Regions from separate parts of the Homo sapiens genome. Here region 2 is linked to region 1. The links are chromatin loops, found by intact Hi-C in ENCODE. Cell type or tissue: gastrocnemius medialis. All regions are shown on one strand. Each heading gives the region's core, and the rest is flanking DNA. Links, peaks and the distances in the headings are about the cores only.

Region 1 (4,383 bases), core at 319-4,318:
TTCCTGTTGCTAAGCTAAGGCTTTAGACTGTTGACTGTGGCAGTGAGGAAGGTCTTGGATCTCTGGCTGTGTGATCTGAACACAGGGTAAGGTAAAGAAAGGTGGGGTCACCTTTTTACCAAAAAGTCAGACAGTTTCATCTCGGCTGCGGACAGGTCATCACACTAGCAAGGTGTGGTTTGTGCTTATGGGAGTCCTTCAGTTTCTTCCCTCCAACAGGGGAAATAATTGCCGCCTTTACCCTTGCCTGGATTGTAGATTGCTGAGTCTGTTATTCAGAAGTGATCCATTTAGCTTTCCAGCTGAGCCACACACAGACAGTGTCAGAACAAACTGGTCTGAATTTGTGGCTTCAGTGGCGGAGTCAGTAAAGGTGGAGTTGAGTGGGGACAGTGCTCACACAAGTGGAATGTGGTAGCCACTCTGGAGAGGGGAGTAGGGTGTCAAAGGTGGGATTACCTCCACTCACGTTTTATCCCGGGTCCTAGCCCTACCAGTTAGGTAGAGTAGGTCGGGATGGGCAAGCCCAGAGATCCAAGGACTCTGCCTTTTATGCACATGCACCCCTCGCCCCCATCACCCACCATGCACACACACAGACATACACATATGTGCCCAGAGTTGATTAGAGTCTACTGGCTTTCTGCCACCTAAAGGAAATATTATAGACCGCCCTGTACTGAAGGCAGTGATTAGAAACGGGAAGTTGTGAAATAGAGATGACTTGTTTCTTTACCTTGGGAATTTAAAAACCACTATGTTATATGTTTTTCATTTATAGGTTTGTCTACAGATTTTGAGCGTTCGAAGTTGACCCCTGACTAAGTATACTTTGCTGCTCCCTCAGCCTTTGAAAAAATGTCTGTCACATATGATGATTCCGTTGGAGTAGAAGTGTCCAGCGACAGCTTCTGGGAGGTAATGCACCTGCTTTCTTCCAGTGAATGAAGTGGCCAGGCCAATAGTGTCTGGCAGGCCCTTTGGTTTTTTTGGTGGAGGTTGGGAACTGAGGTGAACATACCCCCAAACCAGCCATGCATTTGTAGTCAGACCTAGATAGCAGCAGAAAAGGTTTGGACACTTGTTTTTAGGCAGTTCAGGTATGCCTTAGCCATCATCGAAGGCAGTGAACTTACCTTGCTAGGAAAGGCTGATACTTAAAGAGGTTAGGGGTGTTTATGAAAGGTCTTGGGGATCACCTTCCTTTTTATGTTTGCCATGGTGTGAGTGGGAGAGACAGACACTAATTGCTCAGCTTATCCTACGAGGCACTTTACTGTTGAGTTTTATGTAGAAACAAGGAGGGCTGTGATTTGACATCATGCTGGACAACACAGGCAAGTGGCCAGAGGGCCAAATGCCTTCAAACTTGCTGGAGCATCTGCCGCCAGTCTGTACCCATGAGTGGCCCTCTTCCTGATTGGATTATTTTTGTTTTTTTGTGGAGGCGGAGGGTGTTGTTCCTGAGTCCCACTTACTTTTCCTTCCTGCTAGTTAATGGAAAGTCCATCTTTTTTTTTTTTTTTTTTTTAACAGTTGAGGTCTCGAGAGCGCAGGCTGGAGTTCAGTGGCACCATCATGGCTCACTGAAGCCTTGATCTCCTGGGCTCAAGCCATCCTCCCACCTCAGCCTACTGAGTAGCTGAGACTATAGGAAGTCAATTTTTGGTCTAATTTTGTCCCTGTGGCAAAACCCCTGGAGCTTTCTTGGCCTTCATGGAAAGAGGCTTTGCATGGCCGGGCGCAGTGGCTCATGTCTGTAACCCCAGCACTTTGGGAGGCCGAGGCGGGTGGATCTTGAGGTCAGGAGTTCAAGACCAGCCTGGCCAACATGGTGAAACCCCATCTCTACTAAAAATACAAAAAATTAGCTGGGCGTGGTGGTGGGCACCTGTAACCCCAGCTATTTGGGAGGCTGAGGCAGGAGAATGGCATGAACCCGGGAGGCGGAGCTTGCAGTGAGCCGAGACAGCGCCACTGCACTCCAGCCTGGGTGACAGAGCAAGACTCCGTCTCAAAAAAAAAAAAATTATGTGTTAACTGAGTACCTGTAGTGTGCTAGGCAAGGGATGTGACAGACTGAGTTCCTGCCCTCCAGAAGCTGGCTTCTGCCACAGCAGAAATAAATGTGGAAAGGCACAGAGCATGCAGGTCCTCTCTGCTGCCACCCCTCGGCTGGTGGCATCCTTCTGGAGGGGTGAGGGGGGCACCCAGCTCAAATTTCAGCAGCCGGAGAGGCACATCTGCCTGAGAAATATTTCACTTAAGACAGCAAGAGTGACAGGAGCAGTGACAGCCAAACAGGTCGCCAGCCACATCTCACAGCATGGCAGGAGGTTGGCCGTGAAACTAGATGAAGCAGGACCAGCAGTTACACGACGTGGTTTGGAGGTGCCCCTGGAATAGTGCTAGAATTCAGGACTGCCTTTGCCCCCGCTTGCAGGTACAGGTTCACAGTAATCAGGTCCCGCTGGCTGGCCCCCCCAGAGAGGCTGTGGCCTCATTAGTGCAGGAGCGCTTATGGAGCTGGCAGCAGCTGTGAGAGCCTTCCTGTGAGCTCTCCAGCCTTTAGAAGTGCAGGCCCTTGTTCTCAACACTGAACCAAAACTATAGATAGAAACCTTTCCAGTTATGGGGAGCCTCTTTTTTGTAACTGTAGTGACATTGCTGGCTGGCACCAATCATTCCCTGCCTTGAGCTTGGTGGTGGTGCAGACAGGACAAGCACACTCAAAAGGCCCTTCCTTGTGAGGGATAGGCCAGGAGAGGCAATGGGGACAGGTGAAGACATTGCTTTGGAGCCAGGAGGTCTGGGTTTGACTGCTGACCTGATCACTTACTTCTGTGTATGGCTTTGGGCAAGTTACTGATTTTTCTTTGCCTTCATTTCCCAATCTATAAGATGGGGGTAATAACGGTACCCATATCCTAGTATTGTGAGGGTTAAAAGAATGAATAAACGTTAAGTGTTTTAGGGCATCAGGGCAAGGCTGGTGGGGGCCCTTCCCTCTGACACGGGAGCTGAGGGAGTCGGTGTGCACAGTCAATGTCTGTTCCTGCGGTGCCCTTGGCGACATTGTCTTCATTACCCACTTGGTGGCAGAAACTGCTGGGAAAATTATGTAGCTAAATATAGTGCTATTACAGAATTCTTCAGCTGCTTGTTAAAAAACATTCAGGTGAACGTTGCCAGTGTATATTGTCAGCATATATTAAATCAACTAGCTTTAACAAGTCCAGTAATTAAGCTCTTATGCTCCCTGTTAAATTCTCAACTGCAATAATGTCAGTAGACAAGAACATCTCCTTTTGCCTGAAAATGCTCAGGCGGGCTCTGCTCAGCTTGTGATGCTGTCCCTGAAATTACTCTCCAGCTGGTATCAACTCCGCAGTGCTGTGGTCGTCCGCCTTCTCCATGACGGATGTTCGTTGAGTGGCGGAGTGACTGCTCAGTGATGGCCTGCTGGGATCTGAGAGACTCAGGTGCACACTGCCAACTGCACATCTTCCCAGGCAGGTAGCAAGTTCCTCTTTCCCATGGAAGGACACTTTTCCAAAGAAAGCCTTGTGGTCTTGAGGTGGAAAAGTTTTTTGTGTTTAATTTTACTCCTTCCCACCAAAAGATACTAACTGGAATATGTCATTCCAGAGCCATCTTCTGTGTGGCCCTGTCCTCCAGGAGCCTTTGGCTGTGACATTTGGAGGAATAAGGTAGACACTAGGCAGGTCATCATGCCAGGTGCCGTAGGATTTGCTAGGTTTGCCCAGGGGGAAGGGCAGGAAAGGCAGCATGGGGTAGTGGACGTTGCTGCACTTGGATGCTTGCTGGACGAATGAAGGAACCCATACTGACCTGTGGGAGGAGAGGTTACCCACAGGGACATGATACTGAATAGAGCTATTTAATGCATATTCGGAAGGAGTACCTCCTGCATTCCCCCAACCCTGTAGATATAGGGGAAAAATAAAAAGAGGAAGAGGGGAGAGGGGATCCAGTTCCCACAAAGAAGATGCTTATGGAGTATGAGAGCAGGAGGGACCACCCCCAGCTCTGCCTCTCAGTAACATGGTCTGCTGGGCAGAGTCAGCAGAGGAGGCCTGTGGCTGAGTAGGGTTGGGCCAAGAATTGGGAACAAGTAGAAGGGATGGCATTCCAGGTTGGAACCAAGTCTGGAGCCTGAATGAGTGTGGTCTTACAGAGTGCTGAGGACCTTGACCTTTTTGGAGCTAAGGGCCAGTTTTGGAGCAAAATGGGAAGTCGTGTGGGATTACAGTGGCGGGGGCCAAGTGGAGGCAGTTCCCCAGGTGGGTCGCTCCCTCAGCAAGTCAGAGCCTGGTCTGGCCCGCCCACAGGCTTCACGGCAGGGCATGGGGCAGCTTGGCT
Region 2 (4,383 bases), core at 184-4,183, 260 kb after region 1:
ACAAGAACGAAACTCCGTCTCAAAAAATATAATAATAATAATAATAATTAGCTGGGCATGGTGGCACGCACCTGTAGTCCCAGCCACTAGGGAAGCTGAGGCAGGAGAATCGCTTGAACCCCGGAGGTTGCAGTGAGCCGCGATTGCAGTGAGCCTGGCAACAGAGCAAGACTCCGTCTCAAAAAAGAAAAACCAACCAACCAACCAAACAAACAAAAAAAACAGTAGGTCAGGTGGGTGGGTAGGCAGACGGGCATGGTGGCTCATGCCTGTAATCCCAGTGCTCCGGGAGGCTGTGGTGGGAGGATGGCTTGAGCTGCAGTGAGCTGTGACTGCATCACTACACTCCAGCCTGGGCATCAGAGCGAGATCTCTTCTCTGGGTAAATAAACCCAGTGAGTCACTCCCTCAGCTACCTAGATCCTGCAGGGCTCCCCATTCTCCTTGACATTCCAGTTCTTTCCACCCGGGGCTCCACATTGCCTCCCCAACGTCACATCACACCCCAGCTCGGCTGTATCAGCCCCTCTAACCTTGCCCATCAGGCCTCTGTTCACCTGTCTCCACCTCCAGGCCCTGCCAGCAAGGCGCTTCTCCCTTTCTCTGCCTGGTCTGTGCCACGTTGCCTGAACACACAGCCCACCCCATCCCCTCAGAGCACCAGGAGCTCACATCTGGGTCCAAGACCCTACCAGGAGAGCAAGGCAAGAGAATGACGCTAAGGCCCAGCATGAGCCTACACAGAGAAGGTGCCCACTGTCTGTCAAATTCATCCATTCAACAAGTATTTAGGCTGCTCATCGTGGCTCACGCTTATAATCCCAGCACTTTGGGAGGCCAAGGTGGGAGGATGGCTTGAACCCAGGAGTTCCGGACCAGCCTGGGCAACATAGTGAAACCCGTCTCTACAAAAAAATGCAAAAATGGCCGGGCGCGGTAGTTCCCACCTGTAATCCCGGCACTTTGGGAAGCCGAGGCAGGTGGATCACCTGAGGTCGGAAGTTCGAGACCAGCCTCACCAACATGTTGAAACACCGTCTCTACTAAAAATACAAAATTAGGCCGGGCGCGGTGGCTCACGCCTGTAATCCCAGCACTTTGGGAGGCCGAGGCGGGCGGATCACGAGGTCAGGAGATCGAGACCATCCTCGCTAACACGGTGAAACCCCGTCCCTACTGAAAATACAAAAAATTAGCCGGGCGCGGTGGGGTGCCTGTAGTGCCAGCTACTCGGGAGGCTGAGAATGGCGTGAACCCTGGAGGCGGAGCTTGCATTGAGCCGAAATGGCGCCACTGCATTCCAGCCTGGGGGACAGGGCGAGACTCTGTCTCAAAAAAAAAAAAAAAAAAAAAAAAAAAAAGATTAGCTGGTTAGCCAGATGTGGTGGCACATGCCTGTAATTTCGGGAGGCTGAGGCAGGAGGATCTGTTGAACCCTGGAGGCGGAGTTTGCGGTGAGCCGAGATCGCGTCAATGCATACCAGCCTGGGCAACAAGAGCGAAACTGCGTCTCAAAAAAAAAAACAATTAGCCGGACGTGGTGGCATGTGCCCAGCTACTCAGGAGGTTGAGGCAGGAGGAACACTTGAGCCTGGGAGGTTGAGGCTAAAGTGAGCTGTGATCAGGCTCCTGCATTCCAGTCTGGGCAAGAGTGAGACCCTGCTTTACCAAAAAAAAAAAAAAAAAAAAAGGTATTTATTGAGCACCTACTATATGCTAGGCTCTGTGTGGCTAGGCTCTGGGGATGTACGGGACTTCAAACCAGATAGGGCCTTGCCCTCCGGGAGCGCACAGTCCACTGGGATGGGGTGGGAGTGGGGGAAACACGCAGGAGGCCTTCAGCTAAGTGGGACAAAGATCACTCCACAGTGGGACAATGGCGTGGGGAGCGGAGGCGCCGCCGGCGAGGAGGCTCCGGGCGGGCCGTGCTGAGACCGCAGCATTTAACCCGGCCCGAGGCAGCTGGGAACAGTGCTGCCCAGGGAACTACAAATTCAAAGGCCCGGGGAAGGGCCGCGCTGAGCAGCTGCAGGCACAGGCCCAGGCCAGGCCAGGCAGGACCGGCCCCTGCAGTCTCGGAGGCCGGGGGAAGATTCCGCCTCTTATTCTCGCTCCCATCCGGGGGGCGCCATCTTGCTTCCTTTATGGCGGCGAACGAGGCCCAGAGAGGCCACCGTCCCGCGCGGGGCAGCACAGCGGCGGGAGAGCTCGGAGCGCAGAGGGCCGCATCCCCAGTTCCCAGTCTCCATCCCCGGCAGAAGCAGGCGGAGCGACCCGGTCCCCGCCCCCGCGCCCGCCCCGCCCCGCGCGCCCGCCTGGCCCCTCGGCCCCGCCCCTGCTCCGGAGTGACGCGGGCCCGGGCGCGACGGTCTCGGCGGCGGCGGCGGCGGCGACAGAGCGAGCGCGGCGCGGGGCCACCATGGGGGCCCAGCTCAGCACGGTAGGCGGGGAGGGGGCGCCGGGGCCGCGGGGCGTCGCGAGGGACTGGGACCCGGCGGCGAGGGGGCGGGCTGGCCTGCGGGAGGTGACGCGGGACCCGGGCCGCACCCGGCCGCACCCACTTCGCCCGCCCAGCCCGCCGCGCCCCACCCCACCCCACAAGGGCCTGGGCGAGCTACGTGGTGACCGCTACTTACGCCCTGGCAGTCTGCAGCGGGGACCCAGCCCTCCTGCCCGGGGGGCGCGCCAGAGCCCAGCACCCGGGGGCACCTGGGCCCTGCCCTGGCCGCCGTGGGGCCTTGGCTGCTGGAGGGACCCGTGGTTGTGAGCGTGTGTGCCGCTGAGTGTGAGTGTGTGAGCGAGCGTGTGAATGGCTTGAGAGTGAATGTGTGTGTGAGTGTGACCGTGGGTGTGAAGGGCGGGCATGGAAACGTGTGATGGGGTGTGTGTGTGTGTACGGGAGTATGTGAATGGGCGATGTCACTGACTGCGACTGAACGTGTGTGTGTGTGCGATGTCACTATGTCAGAGGGTTTTGCACGTTTAGCAACAAGGAACAGAACCCGGATGACACGGGGGCATCCTCCCAATGCTCAGTGGGCCAGGCTCCCATCAAGGCCAGGCTCCCACTGACCCTGCAAGCTGTGCTGGGGACCTCACACTTTGCGGTGTCAGTGCTGTTTGCCCCATTTCACAGATGGGGAAATGCAAACTAGTCTTGGCCACCGTCCCACAACGCTGCCGCCGGAAGGAGCCTGCTCCATGGGGTTTCAAAGTCCACTCTGCTGCTGTCACTCCTGGGCTGGCCTAGAGCCACCTTCCCTTCCCCCCAGGCCACCTCCTCTCCCCAGTTTCTCAAAAGTTGACCATGGTGAGGCTGGAGGCTTGAGTCTGTGTGGACATGTGGAGGCTGCGGCTGCAGAGGGCAGCTCTCCTGTCAACTGTGACCCGCTAGGCGTGGGGAGGCTGGCACAGGAGGAATCAGCCCAGTGCTCCTCCACCTCCACCTCTACCTCTATGCCTGGCATCTGCCACTTGGAGGGCACCTGGGTCCTCCCTCCTTGGGGAGGACCTGGAGTCTCCTCCTTGGGGATCCAGGCAAAAGGCCTCTTGGCTTGGGTGGTTGCTAAGGAAAGTGTGGCCCAACCCAGAACTTCGGGATGTTCAGACCCCAGGCAACCTTGGCCAGGGTGAACCTGTGGGCATCACCCCAACCTCCATGCAACACCCGGCCCATTTTTCCCCAGAAAGCATCTGCCTCCTTTATTGTTGAAATGTCCTGCCTGTGTCTCTAAAGCTTCCCCTGGTCTCCACCCAACCCTTCCCTGCTGTTTTTGGTGGTGTTCCATACCTTCCAGCTGGTGGTTGGATTTATGGCCACGTCCCCTGCACCTGGCTGCTCCATACATTTCTTTTTTCTTTTTTCTTTTTTGAGAAGAGTCTCTCACCCAGACAGTAGTGCAGTGGCGCGATCATAGCTCACTGCAGCCTCAACCTCTTGGGCACAAGTGATCCTTCTACCTCAGTGTCCTGAGTACAGGCACGTGCCAATATGCCTGGCTAAGTTTTTTTTTTTTGAGATGGAGTCTCTCTCTGTCACCCAGGTTGGAGTGCAGTGGCATGATCTCAGCTCACTGCAACCTCCACTTCCTGGGCTCCAGCAATTCTCCTGCCTCAGCCTCCCAAGTAGCTGGGATTACAGGCACTCGCCATCACACCTGGGCTTCGCCATCTTGGCCAAGCTGGTCCCGAACTCCTGACCTCAGATGATCCACCTGCCTCAGCCTCCCAAAGTGCTGGGATTACAGGAGTGAGCCACTGTGCCTGGCCTAATTTTTTGTATTTTTAATGGAGACAATGTCTTGCTATGTTGCCCAGGCTGGCCACAAACTGAGCTCAAGTGATCCTCCCATCCCAGCTCCTCAAAGTGCTGGGATTACAGGT

Evidence for each region. A loop is a pair of places that touch in the nucleus more often than their neighbours do. Peaks named below come from ENCODE experiments on the same cell type or tissue, not always from the same donor. Only the 100,000 strongest peaks of a DNase experiment are listed, where the experiment ranks them.
Region 2: it touches region 1 in a loop (2.5-fold over the local background); 1 of 110 quality-filtered maps calls a loop at or near these places.

What each region holds. Positions count from the first base shown.
Region 1 is chr22:42,908,556-42,912,938 of GRCh38, reverse strand. It overlaps PACSIN2 (protein kinase C and casein kinase substrate in neurons 2), which reads left to right. Exons shown (of 11, transcript NM_001184970.3): 2 at 782-918. The coding sequence starts at 859. Among named protein-coding and RNA genes, the nearest start is that of ARFGAP3, 53 kb to the right of the region's middle. In gastrocnemius medialis, for the core only: a CTCF peak has its summit at 2,157; a DNase peak (open chromatin) is centred at 2,218; H3K27ac peaks cover 3,405 bases.
Region 2 is chr22:42,647,352-42,651,734 of GRCh38, reverse strand. It overlaps CYB5R3 (cytochrome b5 reductase 3), which reads left to right and starts at 2,343. Exons shown (of 9, transcript NM_000398.7): 1 at 2,343-2,440. The coding sequence starts at 2,420. RefSeq lists silencers at 1,863-1,962, 2,273-2,462, 2,483-2,832 and an enhancer at 1,355-2,168. In gastrocnemius medialis, for the core only: no CTCF peak of the experiment used is centred there; DNase peaks (open chromatin) are centred at 2,174, 2,624, 2,924 and 3,244; H3K4me3 peaks cover 1,931 bases; H3K27ac peaks cover 2,654 bases.